2 separate regions of the Homo sapiens genome follow, and region 1 is linked to region 2. A link is a contact called in ENCODE Hi-C or POLR2A ChIA-PET data. All regions are on one chromosome and are shown on one strand. Each heading gives the region's core, a stretch centred on a gene start or an enhancer-like site at or near the end of the contact. The rest is flanking DNA. Distances are from core to core; before and after follow the strand shown.

The links. A loop is a pair of places that touch in the nucleus more often than their neighbours do. ChIA-PET counts read pairs that join two places held with the same protein, here RNA polymerase II (POLR2A). Pooled maps may share reads with other maps.
Region 1: a loop to region 2 is called in a pooled map, with 4 times the contacts of the local background. The contact joins two enhancer-like sites. A Hi-C loop is called at or near these places in 3 of 50 pooled maps. POLR2A ChIA-PET finds 5 or more read pairs at or near these places in 4 of 52 experiments (AG04450, HepG2, activated CD4-positive, alpha-beta T cell and 1 more).

What each region holds. Positions count from the first base shown.
Region 1 is chr9:33,848,642-33,855,405 of GRCh38, reverse strand. All of the region lies in intron 1 of UBE2R2 (ubiquitin conjugating enzyme E2 R2), which reads right to left. Among named protein-coding and RNA genes, the nearest start is that of UBE2R2-AS1, 33 kb to the right of the region's middle. Within about 2 kb of position 3,010, at least 14 of the 41 ENCODE cell types and tissues checked have a DNase peak (open chromatin) inside an H3K27ac peak, as active enhancers do.
Region 2 is chr9:34,071,185-34,077,526 of GRCh38, reverse strand. No RefSeq gene overlaps it. Among named protein-coding and RNA genes, the nearest start is that of UBAP2, 25 kb to the right of the region's middle. Within about 2 kb of position 4,231, at least 12 of the 41 ENCODE cell types and tissues checked have a DNase peak (open chromatin) inside an H3K27ac peak, as active enhancers do.

The DNA.
Region 1 (6,764 bases), core at 1,761-4,260, 220 kb after region 2:
CAAAAACCAGATAAAATATACCATTCTGAATTCCTAAGTTTCTTAAACATATTATCATGCTTATTTTAAGTTCTTGGTCCATCTGTTCCAAAATCCAACAATGTTATCTACAAAACACAAAAAATGAGAGAAAAATATCACAGGAAAAAAATAAACTGAAGGAAAGCTGAAGAAACAATCTGATAAAATGAAATTCAAGACAAAAAAATGCCATGAGGGGCAGTATGTACTGCTAAAAGGAATAATAAAACAAGAAGATACAACCATAACAAACAAGCCTGCATGTTTGTGACCTAGAAATTACAGTAACAAAATATGTCAAGTAACAAATGAGAGAATGCAGAGAAAAATATATGAATTAACTATCATGGCCAGGAATGTTAATATGAATTAACTATCATGCCCATCATTGATGGTGATAATCTTAGCACTTTGGGAGGCTACGGTGGGTGGATCACTTGAGCCCAGGAGTTCAAGACCAACCTGGACAACATAGTGAAACTGCTTCTACAAAAAATAAAAAAATGTGGAGGTGGGTGCCTGCCTGTAGTCCCAGCTACCCAGGAGGCTAAGGCGGGAGGATCACCTGAGCCTGGGAGGTCAAAGCTGCAGTGGGCTGTGATCATGCCACTGCACTCCAGTCTGGGTGACAGAGTGAGACCCTGTCTTGGAAAAAAAAAAAAAAAAATTGCACTTGCAGATTTTAATACTCCCTTCTCAGAAACTAATCATGTAGAAAAAAATAAAAGTACTGAAGATCTAAACAATATAATTAACAATTCTGGGCTGGGCACAGTGGCTCACACCTGTAATCCCAGCACCTTGGGAGGCCGAAGCAGGCGGATCACGTAAAGTCAGGAGTTCAAGACCAAACTGGCCAACATGGTAAAACCCCGTCTCTACAAAAAAAATACAAAAACTAGCCGGGCATGGTGGCGGGCACCTGTAACCACAGCTACTTGGGAGGCTGAGGCAGGAGAATCGCTTGAATCCAGGAGGCGGAAGTTGCAGTGAGCTGAGATTGTACCATTGCACTCCAGCCTGGACGACAAGAGTGAAACGCCGTCTCGAAAAAAAAAAAAATTCTCAACAATTAGACAATATATAGAACTCTGTACACAGCAAAGATAAAGAAGGAAGTCTTTTCAAGTACACGTTTACAGCCATAAAGCAAGCCTCAATAAAATCCAAATAACCAGTATCACAGAGATCACATTAACTATGATATAATGAAATTAGATATTAATATCAAAAGTAGAGTTTTGTTAAAAAACCAATATATTTAGAAACTAAAACATACTAAGTGACTCGTGTTAAAAAGAAAAATAAAGGAAACTAAGAAACTTTGTCAAAACACTACATTTTGTGGGACACAGTTAAAACAATTCATAAAAAAGTTACACCATTAGGGGACGGGTGCAGTGGCTCATGCCTGTAATCCCAGCACTTTGGGAGGCCGAGGTGCTAGGATGGCTTGAGCCCAAGAGCTTGAGACCAGCCTGAGAAACACAGCAAGATCTGGACTCCACAAAATATTTTTTTTTAATTATCTAGGTGTGGTGGCACGTGCCAATATTCCCAGCTGGGTGACAGAGAGAGACCCTGTCTCAAAAAAAAAAAAAAAAAAAAAATTGGAAGGAAGTAACAAAAATAAGGTTGCTTGCACAGACCAATGACAACATGGGCCATAAAACTGAGGACTGTGATTAATCATCTGCGTCTGACATCTAGAAAGAATTAAGATGTTTGTGGATGGATAAATAAATCAGCAGAAATTTGAAAATGGTAAGAATATGTAATAGAATTAAAATAGAAAAGATAGGCTGGGCACGGTGGCTCACACCTGTAATCTCAGCACTTTGGGAGGCCAAGGCGGGCGGATCACCTGAGGCTGGGAGTTCGAGACCAGCCTGACCAACAAGGAGAAACCCCGTCTCTACTAAAACTACAAAATTAGCCGGGCATGGTGGTGCATGCCATAATCCCAGCTATTCAGGAGGCTGAGGCAGAACTGCTTGAACCCGGGAGGCAGAGGTTGCAGTTAGCCAAGGTCGCACCACTGCACTCCAGCCTAGGCAACAAGAGCAAAACTCCATCTCAAAAAAAAAAAAAAAAAAGAGAGAGAAAAGGTAAAGCCAGGTAAGTCTTGCTTTAGAAGAGAGAATCTTTTTTTTTTTTTTTGAGACAGAGGGAGAGAGAATATTTTTACATACTCAGAACCAAGTACAGATAGTAGGCCTTAAATAAATACTTGAAACAAATTTCTGAAGTGCTGGAAAATAGTTCCTACACAAATCATCCACATGGTTTCTCTTACTGCTAAAACAGTTGGGCCTTCCATCTTAACTGCTTTTTTTTCCTTTGTTAAAAATTAATTACAATTTTCATTTATTTATTTGAGACAGAGTCTTGCTCTGTTGCCTAGGCTGGAGTGCAGCAGTGCAATCTCAGCTCACTGCAACCTCCGCCTCCTGGGTTCAAGCAATTCTCATGCCTCAGTCACCCAAGTAGCTGGGATTACAGGTGTGCGCCACTGTATTCAGCTAATTCTTGTACTTTTAGTAGAGACAGGGTTACACCATATTGGCCAGACTGGTCTTGAACTCCTGACCTCAAGTGATCCACCTGCCTCGGCCTCCCAAAGTGCCTGAGCCACTGCACCCGGCCCCATACTTGTTAATATGAAGAAAACTTAAGATAAAATTAAAATCATCAATAGAACAGTAAACGCAGTTACCTACCATTCAGTATGGCCCTCACAGAGGCAAAGCAAGGCCTAGAAGAAGAAAATAGGCCACCTGTCTTAGAAAGCAAGGAAGCAAAGAATGGGTCTTTCTCATTCACAGCATTCTCCTCGCCCAATCTCCCAGGATTGTGCCAAAGAACTTGGCATCAACTAACCATACCTGAAATTGCTGCCAATGTGTGGAAGTCTTAGCCAGATTTGTCCCCATTTATATTTATACTCAAGTGGACAACTGTCACCAGGTGGCAGCAAACCACAGCTAGGACCAGGTCAGATTTGGATCATGCAGCTGGATTCCTGTAACTCCGGGCCAGCTAGAAATAACACTAGTGTGATCAAATTTTGTTTCTGAGATGGGGTCTGCTCTATCACACAGGCTGGAATGCAGTGGTGCAATCATAGCTCACTGCACCCTCAACCTCGCGGACTCAAGCGATCCTCCTGCCTCAACCTCCCAAGTGGCTGGGACTATAGGCACATGCCACCCCACCTGGTTAATGTTTTTTATTTTTTGTAGAGACAGGGTCTCACTATGTTGCCTAGGCTGATGTCGAACTCCTGGTCTCAGCAGTCCTCACCCTCACCCTCCCAAAGTGCTGGGATTACAGGCCTGAGCCACTGCACCCGGCCTAATTAAATATGTTGAACCCCACCTATCTCATTACGGTGGAGTCTTACTACCAATCAGATAATTATCCTGACCCTTCTAGATATGACTTTCTCGATGTAGATAATATTTTAATACTTTTATATAGTTATATATTAAAATAATACTATTTATGCCAATGTAATATGCATGCATGTAAAACACACTTTATGTGAATGTATACCATTACTACCCATTTAATGAAATAGGAGATGAGTCCATTGAGATATAAATAAATGAATAAATTAGAAGTTCAATAGCAATAGGATGTTTATGTAGTTTCAAAGCACCTCCTCACAAAATACTCATGAATTACAAGGAAAAAGTAACTTGATAGTGGAGAAGCTTGGCAAACATCTTCTAAGTGACCCAAGTGGACATCACCAGAAATGAGACAAATCAAAATCATGTACCACCTAAAAAGAATATAAAGAACATAGGGAAAATTTACCCAAATTGAAGGAGATTCCACAAAGTAAGTGACCTGTACTGCCGAAACTATAAAGGTCATGAAAGTCTAGGACATGACTAAGGAACAATTACAGGCTGAAAGAGACTACACAAACAGGATAACTAAAAGCAAATACTTGGCTCTGAACCAGATCCTTCTGCTATGAAGAACATTATTATAACTGACAAAACTAAATGGGGGCTGAGAATTATTAACTTCATAATTGTTGATAATAATTATAATGATGTGGAATGCACTTGTCTGTAGGAAATACACTTTAAAATATTCAGAGGAATGGTGAAACTATCAGAGGTTGGCAACTCACCCTCAAATGGTTCAGGAAAATAGTTCTTTGAATTTGTAAGTTTGTGGTTGTTTAAAAATTTTTATTTTAATTGTTTTTAAAAAGAGTGCCTACCAAAGGATACGAACAAACATACTACAATGTTTGCCTAAGGATTCAGAGGGGAATAGAAGTGGGAATGGAAGTAAAAAGAAATTAATACACATATGCATACCAACAAGCAAGAAAAGGCCTGGAAGGCCAAAATGTTTAAGAAGTATTAATGAGAAGTATGATTATGAACTGAACTCTAGAACAATAACCAAAAAATTTGGTTTAAGTAAATATTGGCCTAAGTGACTGCATCTGGGGGCAGGGCTCACCTGAAGTGTGGCTTTATGCTGGAGGTAACCATAGGAAGTAAACAAAAGACTCACTTTCTCTCCATTTTTATAAGAGCTGAAAGGGGTTGCTAGTGAATAATGGGGAAGAGTAGGGAACTGATTGTTCCTTATTGTAAGTCTTACACCACATGTTACTCTTAAAACTATATATGTGAACTATTTTTATAAATAAACAATTAAATGTAAAAAAGGAACAAAACAAGTTTGAAATCAGTAATATGAAGGCAAAAAGGAATCCCGATTGGCAGGATTTGTAGGGGCAGGCAAATTTAAGAGGTTAAGATTAAGCCAGAAGTCGGGAAGCTAGATATGCAAGTCAGTTATCAGCCATAAGGACACAGATGAAACTTGGTATTGCAGAGGGCATCAAACCATGAGTTTGGTAGGCTCGTCTGTTCAGCTGATTTATCAGGGAATAGTAGATCTAGTATCATGGAATGAAGAATGGTTACAGGTGACTGAGAAATGAAGCAACTAATGGCAGCCTCACGCCCAGTCTCTGCAGCGATCCTCTTTGCAGTTGCTGCCACTTTAAACACATCCACAGAATCTGGGCATCCCTAACTCCTAAGAGAAATTCTGACTTGATTTTTAGAGCTCTAGATCCTCAGCCTCAATCCAATCCTTAATGGTCTAATTACTGGACGCCAAGCTGAATACCACTGTGTGCTCTAATTCCAAAATTCTTGTTCTGATAGCATATTTAGTTTCTGCTTGCCATGCCCCACGTACTTCTCTCAAGGCTGTACTCTGTCACAGACTCCAGCCCAGTGCGTTTCTCTGGTCCTCTTACCAAACAACTGCCTGACAAATTTCTGTGTAAATATCCAAGTGTCACCTGCTTTGGAGGCAGGAAAAAATATAGATATAGGCAGACAAACTTGTATAGGCTGCAGAACCAGGAATGTAAACTAATCACTGAAACCTTGGACAACTCCCTGTGAACCTTAGTTTCCTATACATATAGAATTGGGTCAGTGGTACTTGTCTCATTGGGTTGGTGTAAGAAATACAAAGAGGGGGTCTGGTTCTGTTGCCCAGGCTGGAGCGCAGTAGTAAGATCTTGGCTTGGCTCACTGCAACCTCCACCTCTTGGGCTCAAGTCACCCTCCCATGTCAGCCTCCTAGGCAGCTGGAACTAGCAGCACATGCCACCACACCGCCTGACTTTTTTTTTTTTTTTTTAAGTAGAGATGAGGTTTCACCATGTTGTCCAGGCTGGTCTTGAACTCCTGAGCTCAAGCACCCTGCCTGCCTCAGCCTCCCAAAGTGCTGGGATTACAGGCGTCCATCCATACTCTTGATTCTTAAAACAACCCTATGAGGCAGTTATTATCAACAAACCTGTATTACAAATAAGGAAAATGAATACAAAGAATTTAAGAAACTTACACAGGGTCACACAGCTAAGTAACTAATGGTTGTTTGATATTACTTACATATCTCTTTATATATACCTATATATAACAGATATTTCTTTAAATATTCGGTATACATATATATGTTTGTGTATATACACACCTACACACACAAAAAGATAAGGATATTTCCCTACTCAGCACAGAGCAGTGCACATATTAATCACTCAATAAACAGGAGTTTATTTATTTATTTTTTTGAGACGAAGTTTTGCTCTTGTTGCCCAGGCTGGAGTGCAATGGCGAGATCTCGGCTCACCGCAACCTCCGCCTCCCAGGTTCAAGAGATTCTCCTGTCTCAGCCTCCCGAGTAGCTGGGATTACAGGCATGTGCCACCACGCCCGGCTAATTTTTGTATTTTTGGTAGAAACAAGGTTTCTCCATGTTGGTCAGGCTGGTCTCGAACTCCCAACCTCAGGTGATCCGCCCTCCTTGGCCTCCCAAAGTACTGGGATTACAGGCGTGAGCCACGGCACCCGGCCTAAACAGGAGTTATTATTATCTTTGTAGTTCTCTGATAAATTAAACAACTTTCTCATTTTAAGATTAGACTCGGCGGGTGTGGTAGCTCATGCATGTAATCCCAGCACTTTGGGAGGCCAAGGTGGTTGGATCACCTGAGGTCAAGAGCTCGAGACCAGCCTGGTCAACCTGGTGAAACCTGTCTCTACTAAAAATACAAAAATCTGCCAGGCGTGGTGGCAGGCACCTATAACAACCTCAGCTATTCGGGAGGCTAAGGCAGGAGAATTGCTAGAACCTGGGAGGCAGAGGTTGCAGCGAGCCGAGATCACGCCATTGCACTCCAGCCCAGG
Region 2 (6,342 bases), core at 2,982-5,481:
TTCATTGTGGCCTCAAACTTCTGGGCCCAAGCCATCCTCCTGCCCCAGCCTCCTGCCACAGGCGCACACCACCTTCCCTGGCTAATTTTTTTTTTTTTTTTTGAGACAGAGTCTCTCTCTGTCGCCCAGGCTGGAGTGCTGTGGCGCGATCTCAGTTCACTGCAAGCTCCGCCTCCTGGGTTCACGCCATTCTCCTGCCTCAGCCTCCCGAGTAGCTGGGACTACAGGTGCCCGCCACCACGCCTGGCTAATTTTTTGTATTTTTTAGTAGATATGGGGGTTTCACCGTGTTAGCCAGGATGGTCTCGATCTCCTGAACTCGTGATCCGCCCACCTTGGCCTCCCAAAGTGCCGGGATTACAGGTGTGAGCCACCGTGCCCAGCCAACCCCTGGCTAATTTTTTAAACAATTTTTAGTAGAAATAATATTGGCCAGGCGCGGTGGCTCACGCCTATAATCCCAGCACTTTGGGAGGCCAAGGCGGGTAGATCACTTGAGGTCAGGAGTTTGGAACCGGCCTGGCCAACATGTTGAAACCCCATCTCTACTAAAAATACAAATATTAGCTGGGCGTTGTGGTGGAGCACACCTGTAATCCAGCTACTCAGGAGGCTGAGTCAGGAGAATCGCTGGAACCCAGGAGGCAGAGGTTGCAGTGAGCCGAGATTGCACCACTGCACTGCAGCCTGGGCAACACAGAAAGACTCCATCTCAAAAAAGAAAAAAAAAAAAGAACGTTTCACCATGTTTCCCAGCTGGTGTGGAACTCCTATATTCAAACAATCCTCTTGTCTCAGCCTCCCAAAGTGCTGGGATTACAGGCATGAGCACCTGTGCCCAGCCTAATTTTTAAATGTTGGAGTTTTTTTAATAATAAAATGTTGTTGTTGTTGAGATGGAGTTTTGCTCTTGTTGCCCAGGCTGGAGTACAATGGATTCGATCTCAGCTCACTGCAACCTCCACCTCCCGGGTTCAAGCAATTCTCCTGCCTCAGCCTCCCGAATAGCTGGGATTATAGGCACCCGCCACCACGCCCGGCTAATTTTGTATTTTTATTAGAGATCAGGTTTAACCATGTTGGTCACGCTGGTCTTGAACTCCTGACCTCAGGTGATCCACCTGCCTTGGCCTCCCAGAGTGCTGGGATTACAGGCGTGAGGCACTGAGCCTAGCCATAAAAAGTTTTTTAAATGTACATATATAGCCCACTTTTGAAAGAATGAAGTAGCTGGGCATGGTGGCTCATCCCTGTAATCCCAACACTTTGGAAGGCCAAGGTGCCAGGATCACTTGAGCTCAGGAGTTCAAGACCAGCCTGGGCAACACAGGGAGATCCCATTTCTAAAATTTAAAAAATTAGCCAGGCATGGCCAGGTGCAGTGGCTCACGCCTATAATCCCAGCACTTTGGGAGGCCAAGGTGGGCAGATCACCTAAGGTCAGGAGTACTAGACCAACCTGGCCAACATAACGAAACCCCGTTTCTACTAAAAATACAAAAATTAGCCGAGTGTGGTGGTGTACACCTGTAGTCCCAGCTACTTAGGAGGCTGAGGCAGGAGAATCGCTTGAACCCAGGAGGCGGAGGTTGCAGTGAGCTGAGATCGCACTACTGCATTCCAGCCTGGGCGACAGAGTGAGACTGTCTAAAAAAAAATAAAAAAACAATAAAAAAAAGATTAGCCAGGCATGGTGGTGCACACCTGTGGGCCCAGCTATTTGGGAGGCTGAGATGGGAGGATCACTTGAGCCTGTGAGGTCAAGGGTGCAAGTGAGCCAAGATTGCACCATTGCACTCCAGCCTGGGTGACAGAGCAAGAATCTGTCTCAAAAAATAAAAATAAATAAAAGCATAAGCTTGTCCTTTTGACATTTTGGGCTGGATGATTTAAAAAAAAGAAAAGGGCTGGGCGCAGTGGCTCACGCCTGTAATCCCAGCACTTTGGGAGGCCGAGGCGGGTGGATCACGAGGTCAGGAAATTGAGACCATCCTAGCTAACACAGTGAAACCCTGTCTCTACTAAAAGTACAAAAAATTAGCCAGGCGTGGTGGTGGGCGCCTGTAGTCCCAACTACTCGGGAGGCTGAGGCAGGAGAATGGCATGAACCCGGGAGGCGGAGCTTGCAGTGAGCCGAGATCGCGCCACTGCACTCCAGCCTGGGTAACAGAGCAAGACTCCGTCTCAAAAAAAATAAAAATAAAAATAATTAAAAAAAGAAAGAATGAGGCTGGGCACGGTGGCTCACGCCTGTAATCCCAGCACTTTGGGAGGCCAAGGCGGGCCGATCACGAGGTCAGGAGATCGAGACCATCCTGGCTAACACAGTGAAACCCTGTCTCTACTAAAAGTACAAAAAATTAGCCAGGCGTGGTGGTGGGCGCCTGTAGTCCCAGCTGCTCGGGAGGCTGAGGCAGGAGAATGGCATGAACCCGGGAGGCAGAGCTTGCAGTGAGCCGAGATCGCGCCACTGCACTCCAGCCTGGGTAACAGAGCAAGACTCCGTCTCAAAAAAATAAAAATAAAAATAATAATAAAAAAAAAAGAATGAGGCTGGGCGCGGTGGCTCACGCCTGTAATCCCAGCACTTTGGGAGGCTGAGGCGGGCAGATCACGAGGTCAGGAGATCGAGACCATCCTGGCTAACACAGTGTAACCCCGTCTCTACTAAAAAATACAAAAATTTAGCCGGGCGTGGTGGCGGGCGCCTGTAGTCCCAGCTACTCGGGAGGCTGAGGCAGGAGAATGGCGTGAACCCGGGAGGCGGAGCTTGCAGTGAGCCGAGATCACGCCACTGCACTCCAGCCTGGGCGACAGAGCGAGACTCCGTCTCAAAAAAAAAAAAAAAAAAAAAAAAAAAAAAAAAAAGAGGTAAAGCTATAGGTACTGACATACAATGATTGTTAAGATATATTGTTAAATGACGAAATAATTACAAACCAGCTTACCAACTTCCCATGTCAAAATCTTTCAAGATGTAGTTCAGGTTCCAACTCTTCTAGAAAGCCTTCCACGGTCACATCTCTCCTTAGGGAGCCCTGCCTTCTAAAGGCTTTCCAAGCACAGGCAGGTACAAGATTGGAGAGCCCCAGAGTCTTATGGGAGATTTGGGGCCAATGAATCCATCATATACCCAGTAGGGGGAGCCAGAGCTTAGCTCCTCGCTTCTGGAGATCCCTCTCCTGCATAAATTCCACATGGAGTGTGGAGAAAACAAAGATATGCACAAAAATGTCTTTTAAAGGGACTGCGGAGAGAGGAAGGTAGCTGTAGTGTGAAAGAGTTTTTTGTTTTTGTTTTGAGACAGGGTCTTGCTGTGTTGCCCAGGCTGGAGTGGAGTGGCCCCATCTTGGCTCACTGCAGCCTCAACCTCCTGGTCACTCAAGCAATCCTCCCACCTCAGCCTCCTGAGTAGCTGGGACTACAGGCATGCACTACCCTGCATGGCTAATTTTTTTTTTTTTTTTTTTAGAGACAGGATTTTCTTTATTGCTCAGGCTGGTCTCAAACTCGAAGGAGTTTTTGGGGTTTTATTTCACTTTATTGAGGTTTTCAGAGTAGCAATCCTTGAATCAAGCTTCCCTCTGCATTTATCTGCAGATTTGATTTACAAAGATGTGAGCATACAGCTTCTCAGAAGTGTGTGTGTTTTGTTTAAAGCCAAATAGATCTTATTGTGGAAGGAATGGAATGTTGCCACTGGATCACTGGATCACCAAATTCAATAAATTGAGGTGGGGTGCGGTGGCTCATACCTAACCTCAGCGCTTTGGGAGATTGAGGTAGGAGGATTGCTTGAGGCCAGGAGCTCAAGACCAGCCTAGTCAACATACCAAGACCTCATCTCTATTAAAAAAAGAATTTAAAAATCACTACAAGTGGCACGTACCTGTAGTCCCAGCTACTTAGGAGGCTGAGATGGGAGGATCGCTTGAGCACAAGAAGTTTGGGGCTGTAGTTAGCTATGATTGCACCACTGCACTTCAGCCTGGATGACAGAGCCAGATCCTATCTGAAATAAATAAATAGAGCATTGGAGGAGTTAGGTAGGAGGCAGCTTAGAGAAAGAGCACTGGATCTGAGGTTGAAGCTCCCAGTTAAATCCTGTTTCTAATCATTAACCAGCTTTTGACTGCAGGCAGGTAACTAAATCTCTTGGCTGACTGTGAACTTCTGCAACATAAAACGTGACGGTGTTTACAGAGCACAGCTGTAAAGCATTCTTAGGGCTCCCTGAGTCATCGGCTGAGCTCTTACAGTCCAGGAGAGATGGCAGAACTCCCTCACTTAAAGTCAGGCCAAATAATTTTGACTCTGAAGCACCAGAAACAGGGGGAGGTAACTTTTACACCAAGCTCCAAGCCCTCAAGCCTCCAGCCAGGCCTTTACCCAATCCTGAACCATTAACCTCTGTACTCCCCCTGGTTGTAGCCTACCCTATATAACCACAGTGAGGCAAGACACCCAGCCATATTGCCTGCATGAGGAATAAGCCATGTGTGGCCTTTCCCCGGGACTCAGGGGACCTGAGCAACCTGGAGGAAGAAACTGAAACCTGGGCTCTCAGATATTGCTGGGAGGCAGCTTCTCAGAGAACACCGGGAGCTCTGCTAGGATCTGAGCTGACACAGTTGGATGGAGGCCCCAAGAAACAGGCATTGGTGCTCTTTGGAGATGTCCTTTCAGGCAGAAGTAGCCACTATGCTGACCAAGAAAGAGGTGACTTGAGTGTTAGCTTTGCCCCACAGGCACGGTCTCAGCTCCTAAAAGTCCAGTTTGGCTCTATCTGTATTTGAAGGAAGGTGTCGACTTGTGTTTTCCTTGAGATCTCTCCCCTCCTCAGGTCTCTTTCTTACCATCAGTAGCCAGCTGTGGCTACAGCTGAGGACAGGAATTTTCTGCAGGGGCTATTCAGCAGGGCATGTCAGGGCCTGCAGGAACTGGTTTAACTTGCTTCTGAGAGTCTTGACTCTGCCTCAGACTCCTTTGGCTTTAGGGTAGGGAGGTGATTCTAGAGGTAGGGAGAGCAGGAGACAGGATACAGCCAAAGGGATCTGTCAAGTCAAAGAGGTCCCTGGAGAGGTGACTTTTTGCTCCACAGAAGGAGGAGAGGGCCTCCCAGGCTTCCACTAAACTATCTGCTCATAGGTCCCAAGACTCCAGCTTCTCTCTTCCTTGTTTTTTTTTTTTTTAATTTTTTGAGGCAGAGTCTCGCTCTGCCACCCAGGCTGGAGTGCAGTGGTGCGATCTCACCACTTTACTCCAGCCTGGGCGACAAAGTTAGACTCCATCTCAAATAATAATAATAATAATAATAATAATAAATAAAGTGATGATAGGTGTGCTTCCATGTACCCCTCCAGATCTACTCTCTGCCCTACTGGGTACTCCTGGTCTATCAGTAGGCCTTCTTGTCCTCTGCCTTCTGGTTAAATTCTCCCAATGGAGATTAGGAGGAAAGAGGATTGGGACAAGAGGTTATTTATGGCCGGGCACCGTGGCTCATGCCTGTAATCCCAGCACTTTGGGAGGCTGAGGTGGGGAGATCACCTGAGGTCAGGTGTTCGAGACCAACCTGGCCAACATGGCGAAACCCCATCTCTACTAAAAATATAAAAATTAGCTGGGCATGGCAGCGCGTGCCTTTAGTCCCAGGTACTTGGGAGACCGAGGCAGAATTGCTTGAACCCGGGAGGCGGAGGCTGCAGTGAGCCAAGATCGTGCCACTGCACTCCAGCCTGGGCGACAGAGTGAGACTCCGTCTCAAAAAAAAAAAGAGGTTATTTATTTTCCACTGACACCCCACCTTCCTAAAAGTGGAGTCACTGCAGACCCCTGTCAGGTGACCCTTCTCATTTGTTTGCTGCTCCCTTCCTGTTGTCCCCTGAAGCCCAATAGTGATCAGGTTTCCACACTGTCACTGGCCCTCGGGCACTGTAACATCTCTCGTTGTCGTTATTAAACTCTCCTCAATTATCCATCTATTTCTTGCTGGGGACCTGATAAATAAGGACATGTATCTTACTACAGATTGCCATCTAACCTGGCTCTGTCATTTGTCTGTAGGATCTCAGTAAGTTACCTAACCTCTCTGAGCTTCGGTTTTCTCATATGTAAAATATTGCAGGAAGAGGAGGTGTGCTCTAAAGTCATTTTTCGCTCTTAGAATCTTTGGTTCTAAGGTGATAAAAGGTGATAATAATTCTAACTCCTATGGAATTCAACCAGGAGGATTGGGCCTGAATGGAAACGTAGGTAAGATTATTCCACTGGGCATTTGGGCTGGAGGAAGGTGCATGCTCAAAATATCCCAGAGTTAAGAGTAGGGAAAAAAGCAAGAAA